Regions from separate parts of the Homo sapiens genome. Here all the other regions are linked to region 1. Evidence: chromatin loops called from intact Hi-C (ENCODE). Cell type or tissue: B cell. All regions are shown on one strand. Links, peaks and the distances in the headings refer to the core of each region. The heading gives the core; the rest is flanking DNA.

The links. Peaks named below come from ENCODE experiments on the same cell type or tissue, not always from the same donor. Only the 100,000 strongest peaks of a DNase experiment are listed, where the experiment ranks them.
Region 2: a loop joins it to region 1, with 11 times the contacts of the local background. A loop is called at or near these places in 8 of 110 quality-filtered maps.
Region 3: it touches region 1 in a loop (13-fold over the local background); 37 of 110 quality-filtered maps call a loop at or near these places.

Annotation. Positions count from the first base shown.
Region 1 is chr1:150,183,487-150,191,967 of GRCh38, reverse strand. No RefSeq gene overlaps it. Among named protein-coding and RNA genes, the nearest start is that of LINC02988, 27 kb to the right of the region's middle. RefSeq lists a cis regulatory region at 4,864-5,150. In B cell, for the core only: CTCF peaks have their summits at 4,254 and 4,455 (motif pointing right); a DNase peak (open chromatin) is centred at 4,717; H3K4me3 peaks cover 806 bases; H3K27ac peaks cover 883 bases.
Region 2 is chr1:150,047,722-150,055,085 of GRCh38, reverse strand. It overlaps LOC124904413 (a long non-coding RNA gene), which reads right to left. Exons shown (of 3, transcript XR_007066598.1): 2 at 6,956-7,020. It also overlaps a transcript of OTUD7B not described here and the pseudogene RPL6P31. Among named protein-coding and RNA genes, the nearest start is that of VPS45, 16 kb to the left of the region's middle. In B cell, for the core only: CTCF peaks have their summits at 4,072 and 4,272; a DNase peak (open chromatin) is centred at 4,315.
Region 3 is chr1:150,070,227-150,077,590 of GRCh38, reverse strand. It overlaps VPS45 (vacuolar protein sorting 45 homolog), which reads right to left. Exons shown (of 15, transcript NM_007259.5): 3 at 5,365-5,425; 4 at 1,279-1,358; 5 at 607-675; 6 at 360-497. Among named protein-coding and RNA genes, the nearest start is that of VPS45, 6.1 kb to the right of the region's middle. In B cell, for the core only: CTCF peaks have their summits at 4,224 and 4,424; a DNase peak (open chromatin) is centred at 4,400.

The DNA.
Region 1 (8,481 bases), core at 1,756-6,755:
TAATTGGACAGGCACGGTGGCTCACGCTTGTAATCCCAGCACTTTGGGAGGCCGAGGCGGGTGGATCACGAGGTCAGGAGATCGAGACCATCCTGGCTAACATGGTGAAACCCTGTCTCTACTAAAAAAAAAAAAACAAAAAACAAGACAAAAATTAAGCCGGCGTGGTGGTGGGTGCCTGTAGTCCCAGCTACTTGGGAGGCTGAGGCAGGAGAATGGCGTGAACCCAGGAGGCGGAGCTTGCAGTGAGCCGAGATCGCCCCACTGCACTCCAGCCTGGGCGACAGGGCAAGACTCCATCTAAAAAAAAAAATACATATATATATGAGATGTAATTATTTAAATGCCACAATTCTGACTGAACGGGATAGTCAAAGTACTAAAAGACTAATAAAATGCTCCTGTATTAGTTTCATATTGTTGCTATAACAAATTACCACAAATGAAGCCACTTAACACAAATTAATTTTCTTACAGTTTTAGAGGTTAGATGATGGAAATGGATCTTACGGTGCTAAAATCAAGGTGTCCACAGGGCTGTGTTCCTTCTGCGGGCTCTAGGGGAGAATCTGTTCTTTGGCTTTTCCAGCTTCTAGATGCTGCCCGAATTCCTTGGCTCATGGCCCCGCTTCATCTCAAAGCTAACTATTGCACCACGCTGACCTCCACTTCCAGCATCTCTGGCTCTGACTTTCCCGTTTCCCTCTTTTACTTATAAGGACTCTTGTGATTACGCTGGGCCCAGGATAATCTCCCCGCCTCAAAATCCTTAACTTCATCACACCTGCAAAATCCCTTTTGTCCTGTAAGGTAACATATTCACTCTGAGGATTAGGACATGGACTTAGGGTGAGGAGGGATTATTCTGCCTGCCACAGTTCCTTAATATAAAAACCTAAGGAATTTTCCTTCACCTAAGGGATTTAAAGTGCTAAGAAATTAGCAATGAATATATAAACAAATTTCTACCATAATTTGTTTTTTAGAAAAACTTCTGGATGTTTTAAATAATTGCATATTCCAGAATAGCTTGACTTTTTTATATAACTGAAAAAAGATCCTTTTAATATCTGGTGACATATACCTCTCCTCTCTCTGTGATCAGAATGATATATTTCCAGATTTTGTGTTTTGCTTTAGCTTTTTACTTCCAAGTCATATGACTTTTCTAGGTTATAGTTTCAAATATATATATTCTAAATCATTTGGTTGCCCTTTAAAGATGAAAGCATAAGAACTATTTGCACTTTGCTTTATTGTATGATTAGAAGACTTTCTAATTGCATTAATCAGAATGGGGCCAGGTGCGGTGGCTCACACCTGTAATCCCAGCACTTTGGGAGGCCGAGGCTGGTGGATGGCTTGAGCCCAGGAGTTCAAGACCAGCCTGGGCAACATGGTAAAACCTGTCTCTACCAAATCCATCCCACCCTGTGCCCCCTCCAAAATTAGCAGGGTGAGTTGGCACGTGCCTGTAGTCTCAGGTACTCTGGAGGCTGAGACAGGAGGATTGCTTGAGCTCAGGAGGCAGAGGTTGCAGTGAGCTGAGATCATGTTGCTGTACTCCAGCCTGGTGACAAAGCACGACCCTGTTTCAAAAGAAAAAAAAAGAGAGAGAGAGAGAAAGAGAATAGGATGAACCCAGTAAAAACAGAGTCAGTAATGCCACAGCCTCTGAAGAAGAGATCGGGCAGTGATCACAAACCGCTCTGGGTAGCTGTATTAGTCAGGGTTCTCTAAAGGGACAGAACTAATGGGAGAATAAAGGGGAGTTTATTAACTCACATGATCACAAGGTCCCACAATAGGCCATCTGCAGGCTGAGGAGTAAGGAGAGCCAGTCCGAGTTCCAAAACTGAAGAACTTGGAGTCTGATGTTCGAGGGCAGGAAGCAGCCAGCACGGGAGGAAGATGTAGGTTGGGAGGCTAGGCCAGTCTCTCTTTTCACATTTTTCTGCCTGCTTATATTCTAGCTGCACTGGCAGCTGATTAGGGTGCCAGATTAAGGGTGGATCTGCCGTTCCCGGCCCACTGACTCAAATGTTAATCTCTTTTTGCAACACCCTCACGGACACACCCAGGATCAATACTTTGCGTCCTTCAATCCAATCAAGTTGACACTCAGTATTAACCGTTACAGTAGCTAAAACAGATTTCCATTCCAACGGTCTGCTAATAAGAGCTTGACGATTGTAGAGCTCTATGACTTTCAATTTCACTAAATGATAAAAAAAACTAGGTCTGAAAATGTTAATAAAGAATGAAATATTTTTAATTATACAAATGTATTTAGGCCGGGCATGCTGGCTAATGTCTGTAATACCAGCACTTTGGGAGGCCAAGGAGGGCAAATCACTTGAGCTCTGGAGTTCAAGACCAGCCTGGGCAATATGGTGAAACCCCGTCTCTACTAAAATTACAAAAATTAGCCAGGCGTGGTGGTGCGTGCCTGTAGTCCCTGTTACTCTGGAGGCTGAGGCACGAGAATCACTTGAGCCCGGGAGGCAGGGAGGTTGCAGTGAGCAGAGGTTGCACCACTGCACTCTAGCCTGGGCGACAGAGCGAGACTCTGTCTCAAAAAAAAAAATTATTATTTTTTGAGACAGAAAAAAATTATTATTTTTTTGATACAGGTTGCTCACTGCAACCTCCGCCTCCCAGACTCAAATGATTCTCGTGCCTCAGCCTCCCCAGAAACTGGGATTACAGGCATGCACCACCAAGCCTGGCTAATTTTTTGTATTTTTAATAGAGACGGGGTTTCACCATGTTGCCCAGGCTGGTCGCAAACTCCTGGCCTCAAGTAATCCACCTGTCTCAGTCTCCCAAACTGCTGGGATTACAGGCATGAACCACTGCTCCCGGCCCGATTATTCTTATTTTTTGTTTAGTTCTTCAGTGAAATCAACTAAGTCAGTGAGAAATTTGATGAGGGGAGGAAGTTAGTGACAGTCCAAACTCCTTTTTTATTTTTTAAATATCAAGTTCTCAGTAATTTGCAAGTGTTAAAATTCATAGAACTAGCCAGGCACGGTGGCTCACACCTGTAATCCCAGCACTTTGGAAGGCTGAGGCAGGCGGATCACGAGGTCAAGAGATCATGACCATCCTGGCCAACATGGTGAAACCCCGTCTCTATTAAAAACACAAAAATTAGCCGGGTGTGGTGGCGGACGTCTGTAATCCCAGCTACTTGGGAGGCTGAGGCAGGAGAATTGCTTGAACCCGGGAGACGGAGGTTGCAGTGAGCTGAGATCGTGCCACTGCACTCCAGCCTGGGAGACAGAGTGAGACTCCGTCTGGAAAAAAAAAATCACAGAACCAAGGTTTATAAGCATAATGCACTTGTATGAAGAATAATCATTCATAGCAGATTGGAATAAACCCTCCTAAATATCTTTCTAAAAGCCAGATTTGAAACTTATTTTGATATTTGATAAGAATTTTCATATTAGGCTGACAATCAATACAGGTTCCTGGTTGGCTGGCATTATTAATGCTGAGCCTTAACGCTTTGCTAGAGCCCCTCTCCTTTTTTTTTTTTTGAGACAGAGTCTTGCTCTGTTGCCCAGGCTGGAGTGCAGTGGGGCAATCTTGGCTCACTGCAGCCTCCCTGCCCCCTAGGCTCAAGGGATTCTCATGCCTTAGCCTCCAGAATAGCTGGGACTACAAGCACCTGCCACTGAACCCGGCTAATTTTGTATTTTTAGTAGAGATGGGGTTTTGCCATGTTGCCAAGGCTGGTCTTGAACTCCTGCCCACCTCAGCCTCCCAAAGTGCCGGGATTACAGGCACGAGCCACCACATCTGGCCAGAGCCCTTTTTTTGAGTACAAATGCTCAGACCTCCCTTCTTCCTTTTCCCTACCACATTCTCTGCATTTGGCTAGAAGGGCAAGCTTTGTTTGTGATGCACTTTGAAAGGAAGTGAAGAGGTCTAAGAGGTAAAGCTGGAACAGAAAGCTAAAGGTGTAAAAAATGTCCCAATGGCCAGGACTTTGCGGGTACGTGGAGGCGGGGAGCTGAAAATCTTAATTCTCTACCTCCTTGTTTTTCATGCAGAAATGAAGTTCTTTATCTCATTCAATGGAATTAGCCCAGAGAAGCCCTTTTCCCTTACAATTTTCAGGTCTAATGTGAATGTTTTGGACAACCTTTAGACTAATACAGTGGATCTCAAGCAGGGGTGATTTTGTTCCCCTGGGGACATTTAGCTGTGTCTGGAGATATTTTTGGTTGTCACACCGGGATGTGTGTGGGAGTGCTACTGCATCAAGTGGGAAGATGCCAGGGGTGCTGCCAAAACGTCCCACAGTGCACAAGACAGCCCCGCAACAAAGGGTGATCAGAATGCCAGTAGTGTGAAGGTGAAAAATCTTGGGTTAATAGGATATTATTTAGTTTTTGACAGATTTTCCATGCTTTGAGGTCAGTTAAAAGGGTAGTGTGTAAAATTTTTATTATAAAAGTATAAACACTAGAGGGCAGTACCTGCCCGATAATTGCAACGGATGTGACTTTGGGCGGGGTCTCTGAAGGAAAAAAAAAAGAAGCTAGTGATTTAGGTAACTGGAAGATAAGTGACTATAGGAGACCCTTAAAGAGGTATTTAAGTAATTTTAAATCAAAAGACAGTTTTGCTTGGTGTGGTGGTGTGCCTGTAGTCCCAGCTCTGCTTGAGCCCAGGAGATGGAGACCTGTCTGGGCAGCATAGCAAGACCCCATTTTTTTTTTTTTAAAGAGTTTTAACAACTACTGCTTCTGAGGTCAGGAAAAGCAGAACAAGCAGTTTTTTCTTCTGCTTTTCTATAATGATGGCTTGTGAGCTTTTGCCAGAGAAGGGAAAATTCACACTAGGTTTTCACACACACAAACACTAACGTCATTGCCACTTACACTTCTATTTGCTCTGATGAGGCAGATGATGGAAAGTCGCTATTCCTAGGGCATGTAGATCATTGTAATGCTGTGAGAGATGTGTCTGGAACAGGGGAACTTGGAGCAGACAGGCAAAACATCACGACTGAGTCCGTTAGACAAGTCAGAATCTGACTCAGCTCTTTTTTTTTTTTTTTTTTTTCCCGAGATGAAAAAAACCTCCAGCCCAGGCTGGAGTTCAGTGGTGCAATCTCTGCTTGGCTCACTGCAACTTCCACCTACCGGGTTCAAGCGATTCTTGTGCCTCAGCCTCCCCAGTAGCTGGGACTACAGGCACGCGCCACCATGCCCAGCTAATTTTTGTATTTTTTTGTTGTAGACATGGGGTTTCACCACATTGGCCAGGCTGGTCTCCAACTCCTGACCTCAGGTGATCCGCCTGCCTCGGCCTCTCAAAGTGCTGGGATTACAGGCATGAGCCACCGTGTACAGCCTGACTCAGCTCTTTTGAAACGGATCAATAATATCTAGTTTGTTGCTTGAAGCTATTTACATTAGCTAGCTATGCAAGAATGTAGTACAATTTTCTGTTTTCTCCTAAGGTTCAGTCCAATTTTAAAAAATGAAACAAATAGGCTGGGCGTGGTGGCTCACGCCTGTAATGCCAGCACTTTGGGAGGCTGAGGCAGGTGGATCACGAGGTCAGGAGATTGAGACCATCCTGGCTAACACGGTGAAACCCCGTCTCTACTAAAAATACAAAAATTAGCTGGGCGTGGTGGTGGGCGCTTGTGTTCCCAGCTACTCAGGAGGCTGAGTCAGGAGAATGGCGTGAACACGGGAGGTGGAGCTTGCAGTGAGCCAAGATTGCCCCACTGCACTCCAGCCCAGGCGACAGAGCGAGACTCCATCTCTAAAAAAAAAGAAGAAAGAAGAAAGAAACAAATGGGGCATTTTTTGTTTTTAGTGTCAGAAATCTGGGCTCAAACCAAGTTTTTGGATATGTTAATATAAGCTGACCTCACCTCTGCCCTCAAATAGGACAAACCATTTGCTAAATTCACATTAAATCTACACATTCCTGGCTGGGCGTAGTGGCTCATGCCTGTAATTCCAGCACTTTGGGAGATCAAGGCAGGTGGACCACTTGAAGTCAGGAGTTCGAGACCAGCCTGGCCAACATGGTAAAACTCTACTAAAAATACAAAAATTAGCCAGGCATGGTGGTGCACGCCTGTAGTCCCAGATACTCAGGATCTGGGCGTGAGCCCAGATCACGCCACTGTAGTCCAGCCTGGGTGACAGAGCGAGACTCTATCTAAAAAAACAAAAAAAAACAAAAAAAAGCCCAAAACTGCACATTTCTTTTTATTTATTATTAAATATTTAAGGTACACAGTGGTATCAAGAATGGACATTGATCGACTTGTCACTCAGTTTAAAAAATGAAACATCAACAATGCAGTTGAAGCCCCCTGTGCATCCTTCTCCAGTTGTATCCTTCTCCTGCCTCCCCCTGACGTCATTCCCAGGTAAATGAGTTTGATGTGGAACATTCCTTTTTGTTTTTTGAGACAAGAGTCTTACTCTGTCACCGAGGCTGGAGTGCAGTGGCACAATCTTGGCTCACTGCATCCTCTGGCTCCCGGGTTCAGTGATTCTCCTGCCTCAGCCTCCTGAGTAGCTAGGGTTACAGATGCGCAACAACACACCTGGCTAATTTTTGAATTTTTAGTAGAGATGGGGTTTCGCCATGTTGGCCAGGCTGGTCTTGAACTCCTGATCTCAAGTGATCCACCTGCCTCAGCTCCCAAAGTGCTGGGATTACAGGCATGAGCCACTGCGCATGGCCTGTTCAGACTTTTATTATATATGTTAAATATGCTCAGTAATATATAATTTCTGCATATTTAAAATTTGTATATAAATGACGTTGTAACTGTTCTTCTGTAATTTGTGTTTTCTCTTAAATAGGTTTGTAAGATCATCCATGTTGATACATGTAACTCCAGTTTTTGTCTACCAACATTTTTGGTATCTGCATACTTGCTAATTCACATAATGATGTTATGAACATTCTCATGTGTAGTTGAGTTATGTGTATGTAAGAGTTCTTTTTGTCTGTTTGTTTTTAAGACAGAGTCTTGCTCTGTCACCCAGGGTGGAATGCAGTGGCACGACTTCGGCTCACTGCAACATCTGCCTCCTGGGTTCAAGCGGTTTTCGTGCCTCAGCCTCCCAAGTAGCTGGGACCACGGATGCGCGACACCACACTCAGTTAATTTTTGTATTTTTAGTAGAGACAGGGTTTCACTGTGTTGGCCAGGCTGGTCTTGAACTCCTGGCCTCATGTGATCTGCCCACCTTGGCCTCCCAAAGTGCTGGGATTATAAGCGCGAGCCACTGTGCCTGGCCTGTAAGAGTTCTTTAGAGCAGGGATTGGCAAACCATGGTCTGGCCCGTGGACCCTCCACCTTTTTTTTGTATGACCCAGACACTAAGGTGGTTTTTACATTTCTGAATGGTTTTTAAAAATGGAAAGACTAATATTTTATGACACATGAAAATTCAAGTTTCAGTGTCCATAAGTAAAGTTTTATTGGAACAGCCATGCTCATGCATTTATATATTACCTAAGGCCGTTTTCAGGCCTAGTGAGTGGTTGTAACAGAGACTGGATGGCGTGCAAAGCCTAAAATATCTGGTATCTAATTCTATGCAGAAAATGTTTGCTGATTACTGCTCTAGTGTGTACGTGGAATGAAATTGCTGGGTTCCACATATTCATTTTTTGCTGTCTTATCAATTAGATCTATTTTTTAAAAATGCAAAACTCTATAATCTGTGCATCAGATTATGTTTTCTAAAACCCTTTTTTCTTTCCTTTTTTTTTTTAATGAGGCCTCACTATGTTGCCTGGGGTGGATACAAATTCCTGGGCTTAAGCTATCCTTCTGCCTCAGCCTCCCGAGTAGCTAGGACAACAGGCATGTGCCAGCCTGCCCAGCCTTTCTGAAGCTCTTAAACAAACATAAAAAGAACTCTCTGGATCTTATGTTTTCATTTTGTTTAAGTAATGAGCTTTAAATACATCCTTGTATAGCTTCCTTTCCTCTCACTTCAGTGGTCCTGATTGTTGTAGTGGTAAGGAATACCAATTAGGTTTATCTTTCTTTGGAGTGGAGAAAAGACTAGGAAAATAACAGACTCGTATAATTTTTGAACTTCAAGATCTTTTTTTTTTTTCAGACGGAGTTCTGCTCTTGTTGCCCAAGCCAGAGTGCCATGGCGCAATCTCAGCTCATTGCAACCTCCGCCTCCCAGGTTCAAGGAATTCTCCTGCCTCAGCCTCCCGAGTAGCTGGGATTACAGGCGTGCGCCAAACACGCCTGGCTAATTTTTTGTGTTTTTAGTAGAGATGGGGTTTTACCATGTTAGCCAGGCTGGTCTCGAACTCCTGACCTCAGATGATTCGCCCGCCTCGGCCTCCCAACATGCTGGGATTACAGACATGAGCCACTGCTCGGCCCAAGATCTCTTTTAAATACCCAAGAATAAGTCAGCTAAAAAACACAAGTGTTGGTCACTGGCTTTTATCGGTCAC
Region 2 (7,364 bases), core at 2,159-7,158, 140 kb after region 1:
AGCCTGGGTGACAGAGCAAGACTCCGTCTCAAAAAAAAAAAAAAGGAAATTTAGAACACCAATTTGTAAGGATAAATTCCATTTGTCGGGGCAAACACAGATCAGAGGTAGCCCTGGAGCTGAGGAATAGCTTTGATTTTGGTTAAAATCTGTGAGTCCACAGCTTTTTGATCAATCTTGTGCTGCTCTGTAATCTCGTATTTCTCTTTCTATATGGAACATGTCACGTTCCTGGTGTCTGGGCTTCTGCAGCGTCTTTTTTTTTTTTTTTTTTTTTGAGACTGAGTTTCCCTCTTGTCACCCAGGCTGAAGCGCAGTGGCACGCTCTGGGCTCACTGCAACCTCTGCCTCCTGAGTTCAAGAGATTCTCCTGCCTCAGCCTCCCAAGTAGCTGGGATTACAGGCCCATGCCACCACACCCGGCTAATTTTTGTATTTTTAGTAGAGACAGGATTTCACCATGTTGGCCGTGCTGGTCTTGAACTCCTGACCTCAAGTGATTTGCCTGCTTTGGCCTCCCAAAGTGCTGGGATTACAGACATGAGTCACCATGCCCTGCCTGCAGCTTCTTCTTGAAGTAAGTATCAGTAAGATGTTTTGGGATTTTTACATTGCTGATATCAATTTTGGCTGAGGTGGCAATGACAGATTTCTGGTGTGTTCTTTGTAGAGGAACTTGATTGAGGACCAGAGGTCCAGTCACAAGTAACCAGCCACTAGCCAGCTGCTTCAGGAAAATCACCCTCTTGCCCCTGTGGCTTTCAGTGAGGATGATCAGAATGGTCTTGGGAGTGATCCTGGCTCACAGTTTTCTCATGTGCTGACTGAAGGGTTTTTTTCCTTGGCTCAACAGCTTTGAAAGCACATCTTCAGTAAGATAATATGTAGGCATTTTGCAAAGTTTAACCACCTGCGTACCACCGTTCTTGCCACCACCAGCTGGTTTTGTAATAGTTGCAGGAAACTTCTCCTTTTGCTTTTCAACCTTGGATTTCACAGCTGAGTACTTCCTCTTGCACGTGGCCTTTCTGGAATACATAGCAGATGGAGAATATCTGCCAATCCCTCTGACAATGACAGGATTTTGACTGCAATGGGGCTTCCTGTTCTTGGGCTTCTTAGCCTTGAGGTTACCCTTTTTCACCTTGCCACCAGCATCAGCCTTCTTGACTTCAGGTTTCTTCTCTTTAGTATCTGGCTTCTCAACTTGTTCACCCTCCATCTTGTAAGATGGAAAAGAGCTGACTTTTTAATAATGGCCATTCTGACTGGTGTGAGATGGTATCTCATTGTGGTTTTGATTTGCATTTCTCTAATGATCGGTGATATTGAGCTTTTTTTCATATGTCCGTTGGCTGCATATATGCCTTCTTTTGGAAAGTGTCTGTTCAGCCGTGCGTGGTGGCTCATGCCTGTAATCCAAGCACTTTGGGAGGCTGAGGTGGGTGAATCACTTGAGGTCGGGAGTTCGAGACCAGCCTGACCAACATGGAGAAACCTCGTCTCTACTAAAAATGCAAAATTAGCCAGGCATGGTGGCACATGCCTGTAATCTCGGCTACTTGGGAGGCTGAGACAGGAGAATCGATTGAACCCAAGAGGCAGAAGTTGCGGTGAGCCGAGAGTGTGCCACTGCACTACAGCCTGGGTGACAAGAGGGAAACTCAGTCTCAAAAAAAAAAAAGAAAAAAAAAGGGAAAGAAAAGTGTTCATGTCCTTTGCCCACTTTTTAATGGGGTAGTTGTTTTTCTCTTGTAAATTCGTTTAAGTTCCTTATAGATGCTGGATATTAGACCTTTGTCAGATGCATAGTTTGAAAATATTTTCTCCCATTCTGTAGATTGTCTGTTTACTCTGTTGATAGTTTATTTTGCTGTGCAAAAACTCTTAAGTTTAATTAGATCCCATTTGTCAATTTTTTGCGATTGCTTTTAGCATCTTTGTCATGAAATCTTCACCTGTTCCTAAGTCCAGGATAGTATTGCCTAGGTTGTCTTCCAGGGTTTTTATAGTTTTGGGTTTTATATTTAAGTATTTATTCCATCTTGAGTTGATTTTTGTATATGGTGTAAAGAAGGAGTCCAGTTTCAATCTTCTGCATATGGTTAGCCAGTTATCCCAGCACCATGTATTGACTAGGGAGTCTTTTCTCTATTGCTTGTTTTTGTCAGCTTTGTTGAAGTTCAGATGGTCATAGGTGTGTGGCCTTATTTTTGGACTCTGCATTCTGTTTCATTGGTCTATGTGCCTGTTTTTTTTTTTGTTTTTTGTTTTCGTTTGTTTGTTTGTTTGTTTTACCAGTACCATGCTGTTTTGGCCACTGTAGTATAGTTTGAAGTCAGGTAATGTGATGCCTCCAGGTTTGTTCTTTTTGGCTTTGCTATTTGGGCTCTTTTTTAGTTCCATATGAATTTTAAAATAGTTTTTCCTAATTCTGTGAAGAATGTTATTGGTAGTTTGATAGGAATAACATTTTATCTGTAAATTGCTTTGGGCAATATGACCATTTTAATGACATTGGTTCTTCCTATCCATGAGCATGGGATGTTTTTCCATTTGTTTGTGGCTTCTCTGATTTCTTTGCACAGTATTTTGTAATTCTCATTGTAGAGATCTTTCACCTCCCTGGTTAGCTGTATTGCTAGGTATTTTATTTTTTTAGTGACAATTGTGAATGAGAGTGCCTTTCTGATTTGGCTCTCAGCTTGACTGTTGTTGGTGTATAGGAGTGCTAGTGTTTTTTGTACATTTATTTTACATCCTGCGACTTTGCTGAAGTTATCAGCTGAAGGAGCTTTTGAGCCAAGACTATGGGGTTTTCTAAATATGGAATCATGTCGTCTGCAAACAGAAATAGTTTGACTTCCTCTCTTGCTATTCAGATGCCGTTTATTGCTTTCTCTTGCCTTATTGCTCTGGCCAGGACTTCCAATACTATGTTGAATAGGAGTGGTGAGAGAGGGCATCCTTGTCCTGTGCCAGTTTTCAAGGGGAATGCTTCCAGCTTTTGCCCATTCAGTATGATATTGGCTGTGGGTTTGTCATAGATGACTCATTATTTTGAGGTATGTTCCTTTAATGCATAGTTTATTGAGAGTTTTTAACATGAAGAGAGCATAATATTTTTATATTGAAATAATCTTTTAGAAATGGCTCATTCCTGATCTGTCAAGCATTTAATCAAGATCACTGTTTTTCTTAACTAGAAAGACTGTTTAATATTGTAAAAGTAAATCATAAACTTTTTTATTTACATATCTTTCCATTTGAAGCAAATAAAATGTCTTTAATGTAGGACACTATTATTTAAGATTATTCTCTTAATAATAGTAGTAAATAATAACAACCACCTTTCATTAAGCTTTTACTATGTGCTGAGACCTTTACAGATATCTGAATTAACCTTTGCAACTTTCCTTTAAGGTGGATATTATTTTTATATTCCAGATAAACTGAGGTTCAGAGAAGTTGAATAACTTCCTTAAAGTGGAAGCAGATGGAAAGAAACCTACTTTTTAGTGGGCATTTCACTATATATTTTTGTACACATCCTTTTTATGTGTCTTGTTTTAGAAACTAGACATAATAATAATAATAAATAACATGTCATTTATTAACAATGACATGTTAAATAAAGTACAGAGTTTTACATGGACAGGACAAAAAAAGAGAGCAATAAACTTATCTAGGTGACTCATGTCAATAATTTCATTGAATAATATGGAATAAATTTTGAGAAAAATATCATGGAATTTCCAAATTTCCAGGTAAATTACAGAGATGTAGACATGAATTTCTTGTGCTCTTGTAACAAATGACATGACATTTGTTGGTGGTTTTTTTTTTTTTTTTTTTTGAGGCGAAGTCTAGCTCTCGTTGCCCAGGTTGGAGTGCAATGGCGCAATCTCGGTTCACTGCAACCTCTGCTTCCTGGGTTCAAGCGATTCTCCTGCCTCAGCCACCCGAGTAGCTGGGATTACAGGCTCCTGCCACCACGCCTGGCTAATTTTTGTATTTTTAGTAGAGACAGGGTTTCACCATGTTAGCCAGACTGGTCTTGAATTCCTAACTTCAGGTGATCCACCTGCCTTGGCCTCCCAAAGTGCTGGAATTACAGGCGTGAGCCACCGCACCCAGCCGTTTTTTTCTTTCTTTTCTTTTTTTTTTTTAAGGACTATCTGCCAGCAGTGATTAAAGACAGGATCAATTTCATAGAACTGTTTATTAAGAATTTACTTGAAAGCATGTTTTTACATAGTTTTAAATTTGGGTTTGGATTTTTTCAGCACTCAGACAGAGGGCGCCCTTGAATCACCAAGAACAGGCTCTGTAACACTGGGAGCTGGCATACTGAGTAATTGTTATGTGAATGAGGGAAAATGCATTGTTTTGGCTAAAATAGATTGCAAAATGCTTGTTTAGTGTTGGATTTAGCCTGTTTATGGCTTTAAATTTATTGAGTCACTGCATGAGTTTGCTGTTACATTATTTTTTCATTTCTTAAAGACTAGATAAAAGTAATTGCTGTAAGATTCAAATCAACAGGTGTTCTGGACTTGGAAGATTTGTTGAATTACTATGAAGTCACATCTAAAGTTTGAAAGGTGAGAATCTGATTATGATTTCCATTCATGTCTGACTGCAATTGACAGTAGTGTATCTGTCACTATGAATATATATATGTGTTAGGCCATGTGCTAAGTACTTTCTGTGCATTTTTCTCACAACTCAAAGACATAAGTAGTAGTGCTATCTTCTTTTTATTGTTTAAATTTTATTCATTTATTTCTTTTATTTATTTTTACTTGATTTCCTGGGATATGAGAGATAAATATTTATTTTTAATTGGCAAAAATTGTAATATTTATCATGTAAAGCATGCTTTTTTTTTTGAGACAGGGTCTCCCTGGATTGCCCAGGCTAGAGTACAGTGGCGCAATCATGGCTCACTGCAGCCTTGACCTCCCTGGTTCAAGTGACCCTCCAGCCTCTACTGGCACGTAACACCATGCCTGGAGAATTTTTTTAAAAGTTTTGTACAGATGGGGGTCTCACTGTTCTGCCTAGGCTGGTCTTGAATTCCTGGGCTCATGCTACCTTCCTGCCTCAGCCTCCCAAAGTGTTGGGATGACAGGAATGAGCCATTACACCTGGCCTCATGTACAACATATTTTGAAACAATAACCTTTCTTTTTTAAAAATGAGAAAATAGGGCTGGGCACGGTGGTTCATTTGTGTCATTCCAGCACTTTGGGAAGCCAAGGCGGAGCCCAGTAGTTCAAGACCAGCCTGAGCACATGGTAAAACCCATCTCTATAAAAAATACAGAAATTAATTGCGTGGTGGTTTGCACCTGTGGTCCTAGCTACTCGGGAGGCTGAGGCAGGGGGATTGCTTGAGCCCAGGAGGTCGAGCCTGTAATCAGCCTGTCTCAAAAAAAAAAAAAAAAAAAGAAAGAGAGAGAGAGAGAAGGAAAATAAAAGCTTAGAGACATTAAGATAATGTCCCCTAATAAGTGACAAAACTGAGATTTGAACTTGGGGATGTGAACACCGGAATCCATGCCTATGCCCAGAAAATTATACTGTAAATGACAATTTCCTCTGTTCATGGCACAAAATATACAAGTCATAGTGAATTGGGGTTTTTTCTGCTTCAATTTTCAGTTATTATTAAAAGTATATAGCAACATCCTGACTAACCACGATTTAATTTAGGAATAATATTGGGAAGTTAGACTTTTTTATTTCCTGGTGATATAGTAGTTTCAACTCAGATATAGAGAATAATTTAATTCCTGGTCAAGAGAACACTCAAATTTAGAGAGCAGCATGACAGAATGAAAAGAACATTGAATTGAGAACCAGGTAATCTGATTTATAGTGTATTTTACTACTACTGTCTGGAAAAGCTTCAGAACTGATTTAAGTTTACTAGACCTCTAAGTAGACGGGGCATGGTGGCTCACACCTGTAATCCCAGCACTTTGGGAGGCTGAGGCAGACGGATCACTTGAGGTCAGGAGTTCGAGACCAGCCTGGCCAACATGGTGAAACCTCATCTCTACTGAAAAAAAAATACAAAAATTAGCCGAGTGTGGTGGCGGGCGCCTGTAATCCTAGCCACTCAGGAGGCGGAGGCAGGAGAATTGCTTGAACCAGTGAGGCAGAGGTTGCCGTGAGCTGAGATCATGCCACTGAACTCCAGCCTGGGTGACAGGGTGAGACTCCGTCTCAAATTTTTTTTTTAATGAAACAAAATAAGAAAATAGACTAGGAAACTTGAGTTATTAATCTATGAGTTTTATGTTTTGTACATGGAAATCATTTTCTTTGTTTATATCCACATACTGTGTATGTCTTGTTTAATTTCTGGAAGTAGTGTATTAATACAATTTTTTTTTTTAAGAGTCAAGGTCTTACTCTCTTCCCCAGGCTGGTGTGCAGTGGTACAATCATAGTTCACTGCAGCCTTGAACTCTTGGGCTCAAGCAATCCTTTCACTGTGCTAATTTTATTTATTTATTTTGTGTAGAGATCGGGTCTCACTATTTTGCCCACGCTGGTCTTGAACTCCTGTCCTCAAGCAGGATATCCTCCTGCCTTGGCCTCCCAAAGTTCTGGGATTACAGGTATGAGCCACTACACTCAGCCTTATTAATATAAATCTAATAATATTATGTCTCTGTGTTAGCAATGGTATGAAACCCCCCAAATGGTGTTAGATCCAGAGTCATTTGTCTCTGACATTTCTTAGGAAATGTTTTTCCTTTCTATCGATGAATGGGTTCCTACGGATAGCTTGTTCATTCTCTCTTTAATTTTGGTTAAAGCATTTCCGAAAGTGGGAGGATACGTCTCCTTTCTTTAACTTCTGGTGGAAGGGTGTGGAATTTATCAAAAATATGAGGGAAGACTGCATAAATGTAGGGGCAGAGTATTTATATTAACATTACCTTGTTTTCTTCTGTGGGATATTTAGGAACTATTTTTTTTTCTGGAAGTAGTGATGGCATCAAGGCTTAAAGTAGGAAAGAAGTAAAGAGAATAATTGTGTAGTTATTATGTGAATGTTTAATTGAATGCTCCCTATTTTTAATTAAGATGTTTAAATTAAATGAATTTTTTTTTTTAAACGTAGTCTCGCTCTGTCGCCAGGCTGGAGTGCACGCTGGAGCGCGATCTTGTCTTACTACAACCTCTGCCTCCCAGATTCAAGCGATTTTCCTGCCTCAGCCTCCCGAGTAGCTGGGACTACAGGGACGCACCACCATGCCCAGCTAATTTTTGTATTTTTAGTAGAGATGTGGTTTCACCATGTTGGCCAGGATGGTCTTGATCTCTTGACCTCGTGATCCACCCGCC
Region 3 (7,364 bases), core at 2,159-7,158, 110 kb after region 1:
ACTACATTTAACAATAGTTCTTTGCACCCACATAGATCTTCCATATGAAGGATTCAAAAGTCTCACAAAGTTTAGTAGCATACTATTTAAGAGGTTAGGATATGAAACCCTATTTTATAAGTGGTTTAACTGGACCAAAAAAAGTTAAATAGCTTGTGAATGTTTCTTGGGTTAAACCTAAGAATCTTAGCTCTAATTGTTGCTTTTTGTTTTAAATTACATATACCTACCTCTTTTCGCGGAAACCTAACATACAATCATCTCCTTGGTTGTAAATAAACTATTCCTTTAGTTTCTGAAATATGATAGAGAAATGAATGGCCTTTATGTTTTGGAACCAGGAATAGGTAATGCCATACCTTAACGCACTCTGCAAGTCTCTTTGCTGCCTCTGATGAGAGCTGATAACGAATCATGGGACACTTCTTCAGAGATAAAAGGAGAGCTGTAAGCCCTTGAGTTGTTCTAGATAGCTGGGCTGGATCCCAATTTCGACCCTTTTTGTTAAAAACATATATTCAGAGAAAATATTTGAATTTTCTCTTACAAGTCTAATTATTTGCTGAATTAACTCTCGACTGATAAATTAAACCTTTCCTTCCATACCTGGCAGCAACCCAAAATATTGAGGGAAAACAAATGTGGGTTCACAGCAATGTAATCACCATAAAATTCCTGCAAATAAAGCACCAAGAATAGTCATTCCATAAACTTCAATTGTATCAAGCAGTAATATTTTCATAAGTGATATAATATGATATAGCCAAACTTTGTGAAATACAGGTGTAAAGAGATACTAAATTGTTCAATTAATAATTGGGTAACAACAGTCAACGTGGGAGAATTAAAATAATTACAAAACAGTAGCAATAATAATAAATCTAACAAATAAAGGTTGTAAGGTTATACACATTATATTTCTGGAGACCTCTATGCATACTTATCAATTAGTAAAAATAAAATACTGCTAATAGGAGATACAATGTTCTACTCAGATAAAAAAGAACTTTGCTGTCCAATGTGTTGTCATGAGAGAGAATATAATTTAAAACAGGTATTCTTTTTATTCATTTATCACCTATCACATCCTTCTGAAAAATTCAAAACTAGTTTATTTGCTGCCTCTGAAAACAATATTCCTCATTTATGTGATAAACATATTCAAGTATTCATAATAAAACTTCTTTTGAGACAGACCTTTCCTTATTTTTTATTTTTAGACTCAAATATTTAAAAAGGGCCAACATACGAGATGTGTTACAGGACCAATATGTTTACCTGAACCTCAGCCACAACTTCCTGTTCATCAGCTTCAGCCAATGACTTCACGTCACTCTTGCTGATCACATTACTGAAATCTGAAACACATGAGTTGGGGTTGACTCAAAGGAGATAATTTCTGCTGCAATATATGTAAAAGGGCCTGATAGTTAAAGCCTAATGAATAAGTGACCTTCAAATTGGAATGGGTAGCAAAAATATATTTAATCCACAAATTCATAATTTTATATATATATATATATATATTTTAAAAGGACTGGCCAGGCGCGGTGGCTCACACCTGTAATCCCAGCACTTTGGGAGGCTGAGGCAGGTGGATCATGAGGTCAGGAGATCGAGACCATCCTGGCTAACACGGTGAAACCCCGTCTCTACTAAAAATACAAAAAAAAATTAGCTGGGCGTGGTGGCGGACGCCTGTAGTCCCAGCTACTCGGGAGGCTGAGACAGGAGAATGGCATGAACCCAGGAGGCAGAGCTTGCAGTGAGCCCAGATCAGGCCACTGCACTCCAGCCTGGGCGATAGAGGAAGACTCCATCGGAGGAATTGGAGAATGAGAATACTAGGGAAGTAAGTCATTTTATTGAAAATAAGGAGAAAGAAGTAAACTTTCATGCTGTCTTTTATATATAAACTGTACTACCAGGTAACCAAATAGATGAGGGAAAATTTTTCTTTGTGAAAACATTCCAGCTCAACAATAACTAACAAATGTTAATGACAGAATTAGAATATCATCATTTTTTCTAACCCCCAATGAATCAATTGAATGGACCCAGGCATTGAGCATCAGCAGCTACTAATATCAAAAGAATAAGCAGCCAATGAAAGCACACAATACCACCTATAAAGTATTCTTGCCAAGAAGAAATCAAATCTTAACCTAATTAAGGCTCTGTATTCACCTATGAATTTACAGGAACTAGAAGACAGAGGAATATTTTAAACTTCAAGGAACATGTTAAACTACCCCCTGGGGATGCAATCAGCAAGATCCAGTCTGTGGAAAACTTAACAGTTTCTTCAATAAATAAATTGCATGGGGCAGCAGGGGCAGGGGTGGGAGGACCTATACAGAAGATTAAGAAACTTAACATATCAACCAACAGCAATGTGTGAACCTTACTTTGATCCTGATTTTAAAAAACTGTAAAAAAAAAAAAAAAAAAAGACAATTTTAAATTTGAACGCTGAATGGTTATTTGAAAATGGTACTAAGAGTTCAAGACCAGCCTGGGCAACATCACTTGAACCTGGGAAGTTGAGGTTACAGTGAGCCGAGATCATGCCACTGCACTCTGTCTGGGTGACAGAGGGAGACTGTGTCTCAAAAAAAAAAAAAAAAAAAAAAAAGAATAAATAATTATTTTTCACTTTTAATCTAGATGTAATAATGGAAATGTGTTTTTTAAAAAAATGAGTCCTTATCTTTTAGAGATGCCTACTGAAATACTTATGGATAAAATTATATAATGTCTTAGATTTGCTTTAAAATAATATTGCTGGAGAAGTAGGTGACAGTATAGCTAAAACAAGATTGGGTGAGGCTCAATAATTGTTGAAACCAGCTGATAGGTACATTGGAACTTATGATACTATTCTACTTTTGTATGTCTTTAAAAGTTCGGTGCGGTGGCTCACACCTGTAATCCCATCACTTTGGGAGGCCAAGGTGGGCAGATCACACATGGAATTACCATATGACTCAGCAGTTGCACTCCTGGGGGTTATTTACCCCAGAGAATGAAGACTTAATGTTCACATAAAAATCTGTACACAGATATTTATAGCAGCTTTATTTGTAATAGCCAAAACTGGAAATAACTCATATGTCCTTCAATGGTGTATAGTTAAACAAACTGTGGTACATTCATACCATGGAATACTACTCAGCAATAAAAAGAAATGAACTATTTTTAAATTAAGAAAACTTTTTTTTTTGCAGTTCCAGCTCAAAGGAGGAATGAACTATTAATACACACAACAGGTGAGGTGTGGTGGCTCATGCCTGTAATCCCAGTACTTCGGGAGGCTGAAGCGGGCGTATCACCCAAGGTCAGGAGTTTGAGACCAGTCTGGACAACCAACACGGTGAAACCCTGTCTCTACTAAAAAAAAATACAAAAATTAGCTGGGCGTGGTGGTGTGTACCTGTAATCCTAGCTACTCGGGAGGCTGAGGTGGGAGAATCGCTTGAACCCGGGAGGTGGAGGTTGCAGTGAGTTGAGATGGCGACACTGCACTCCAGCCTGGGTGACAAAGCAAGACTGCTTCTCGGACAAAAAAAAAAAACAAAAACAACACACACACACACACAGAACAGCCTGGATGACTCTCCAGAGAATTATGCTGAGTGAAAAAAGCCAGTCCCAAAAGATTATATGCTGTATGATTTCATTTATAGAACATTCTTCGAATGACAAAATATAAAATGGAGAAAATATTAGTGGTTACCAGGGTTAATGAGGGGGTTGGGGTGGGACAGAAGTCCATATAAGCTAATAAAAGGGATCCTTATAGAGATGAAAATGTTGTGTATCCTGACTGTATCAGTGTTAACATCTTGGTTGTGATATTGTACTATCATCATGTAAGATACTACACAGGGGGAAGCTGGGTAAAGGGTATCTGGGATCTCTGTATTATTATTCGTTGTTTTTTTTTTAACTGCACATGAATCTACAATTACTTCAAAATAGAAAGTTTAATTTTAAAAAGAAAACCTGTGACTATTAGCCAAAAACAAACAGACAAAAACAAACAAAAATTAAGTTGCCACAGATTAATAAAATTGCCTATTTTTACCTCTTGGGGCGTCGTGCACTGAAAACCCACTGGACAAGCTTTATGTAACTTTTCAATTCTACACAGAACTGAATGAAATAAAATATGAGAGAGCTCTTATATATATATAGTCTTTTCGCAAATGTTAATTTTTTGTATCATTATTCTATTTAAGTAGTATACGCTGAAGAAAGTATGTACGTCTTAGACTGTAGTCTAAACCCTAAAACTCTAATACCTTTAAGTAAGCTTTAAAACTTCTCAAATGCCCTACTTACTGTTAAATCTAGTCCTTGGTTTTGGAAATGTTACCAAATAGACTACACTAACACTATTAACATAAAGATAAATAATGACATCTAGAGGAGAATAGATGTAACTTCTACAGCCGAATGTATTGGATCAAAAAAATCCATGTAAATTGTATAGTAAACACAAACCTAGTTTATTTCCAGATCTCCCCTACCTAACCCCCACTCCAAGAAAGTTGTGCACATAAGAGATCACTACCTGATGATTTATACTTTCAGTGCATTAAATATAGTAACAAAGAGAAGTGAAAGGCTTTTATCTGGTATGTAAAGTAAATTTCTGCTTTTCCAGCAAACTCAAGTATTACCTTCCCACTTCAAAAAATAAATCAGCTTCCATGCCTCAATTTTTAAGTGTAAAACAGGGATAAGTATATACTTTTTTTTTTTGGCAGGGGTGAGATGTGAAATTTGTCTACTTAAAACTTTTGACTTACAAAGCATCTTGAAAGGCAAAGTAAAATGTAAAATTTTTAATTTAAGCAATCAAAGATGAATGGAAATCACATTTAGCCCTCTGAAACAGAATATTGGTCAAAAGTATTTTTTTTTTTTTTGAGATGGAGTTTCGCTTTGTTGCCCAGGCTGGAGTGCAATGGCGCAATCTCGGCTCACTGCAATCTCCGCCTCTCCGGTTCAAGCGATTCTCCTGCCTCAGCCTCCCAAGTAGCTGGGATTACAGGCATGTGCCACCATGCCCAGCTAATCTTGTATTTTTAGTAGAGATGGGGTTTCACCATGTTGGTCAGGCTGGTCTCAAACTCCTCAGATGATCCGCCCGCCTTGGCCTCCCAAAGTGCTGGGATTACAGGTGTGAGCCACCGCGCCCGGCAGGTCAAAAGATTTTTAATACTTTGGAAGGACATTAAATAAACTAGACTTTTATAGTGACAGATTCAATGAAGTTATTGATGATATGAAGGGCTCAATGAAACACACTAACTGGGATGTTGTTACATGTTTGAAAAAGTGAACTAACATACTTACAAATGAAATATATAGTGTATTTGGGTCTTCGGAGCTCCTGAATAATATAATCCACATTCTCCTAGAAAATGAAGAACAAGCAAACAAAATATGAGGAGAGTTGCTTAAGGAAAAAAGTAATAAGCATTCACCCATTGATTTGTTTATTTACTGCGTCTACTGCATATTGAAGTCTAGGTTAAGTGTGCTTATGTTGGTGGGTAAGGGCTGGAGACAAAAGAGATAAATTAAATACAATGATCGGGAATCATATATTATTTAATAATATGTGTATAATATTAAATATTAACCAGCTGCATTTTGGCCAATTAAGATAAAGAATATAAAGGACACAGATGTTGAAACACAACATAAAATTGATTATAATTCTGCAAACTCACATCAAGCTGCTTGTCTATAAATTGTATTCATTTGCTCAAAATTCTTTTTTTTTTTTTTTGAGATTAAGTCTCACTCTGTTGCCCAGGCTGGAGTGCAATGGCACAATCTTGGCTCACTGTAACCTCCGTCTCCTGGGTTCAAGCAATTCTCCTGTCTCAGCCTCCCAAGTAGCTGAGATTACAGGTTTGTGCCACCATACCCAGCTAATTTTTTGTAATTGTAGCAGAGACGGGGTTTCACCATGTTGGCCAGGCTGGTCTCGAACTCCTGACCTCAACTGATCCACCTGGCTTGGCCTCCCAAAGTGTTAGGATTACAGGCATGAGCCACTGCGCCTGGCCTGATCAAAATTCCTATATAGAGCATTAAATGTGTCTATTCCTTTAAAAATTAACATGCAAGAGAAAATAAAGTTAATTATATTCACTTTGGCTTTTAACTTATTGGGATGTAAGACTCTGCACAACTACAATGTTTGTGAAGTATTTGCAAGTAGCAGGCTAAGATCTTTTCTACAATTACATTGTTTTAAAATAAAGTATGAAAGTTTAAAACAAAAAAGTTGATTTTTATATGGTCAAAATATAAGATTCCAATTACATAAGATTATAATGCAGGTTTTATTGGTTTTTGATACTATAACACCTGGTTAAATTTCAATATAAATTGTTCCCTAAACATATTAATTTGTTTTAAAAATCACATTTCTTTACAGAATTAAAAAAAAGTAAGCAATATATACTGCTTATTAATGGGGAAAGGGTTTTAAAAATTGTAATTTAGATTTAAAAATGCAATTTAGATTTCAAATTAACTTTATAATATAATCTTAAGGCAAAAAATTTAAATAATAAATCTTTTAAACCTCAATTACTTCCTCGTAATATGCTAGGCAAAAATAACAAAGTGAATTAAAAGATTCTTAAAAGTTCAGACAATGTGGAAAAAGACAAAAGAGAATATATAAAAGAGGAAAAAGAAAAAGGAAAGATTCTTTTTTAAAAATTATTTTTAATTTTTATTTTATTATTATTTTTTGAGACGGAGTCTTGCTCTGTCGCCAGGCTGGACTACAGTGGCGTGATCTCAGCTTACTGCAACCTCTGACTCCCTGGTTCAAGCGATTCTCCTGCCTCAGCCTCCCTAGTAGCTGGGACTACAGGCGCCTGCCACCATGCCTGGCTAATTTTTTTGTTGTTTTTTTTTTTTGTATTTTTAGTAGAGACGGGGTTTCACCATGTTGGCCAGGATGGTCTCGATCTCCTGACCTCGTGATCCGCCTGCCTTGGCCTCCCAAAGTGCTAGGATTACAGGCGTGAGCCACCGCGCCCGGCCAAAAGGAAAGATTCTTAAAAGAGTTCGAGAGACAGTACATAACAGTGAAAGAGTTTCTCTAATAAAAAACATTAGGAAATAATGAACTAGATGATCTCTAACATATCTCTTGAACCAAAATTTCATGACTAAGAGCTACAAACATGAAACAATTGGAAACTATTATAACACAGCATGTGTTCATTAATTCAGCAACTGTTTATTGAGTGTCCACTGTGTGACAGGAATTGGGAATATAGGGTGAGAAAAAACAGATATCATATCTGTTTTCATGGAGCTTACTG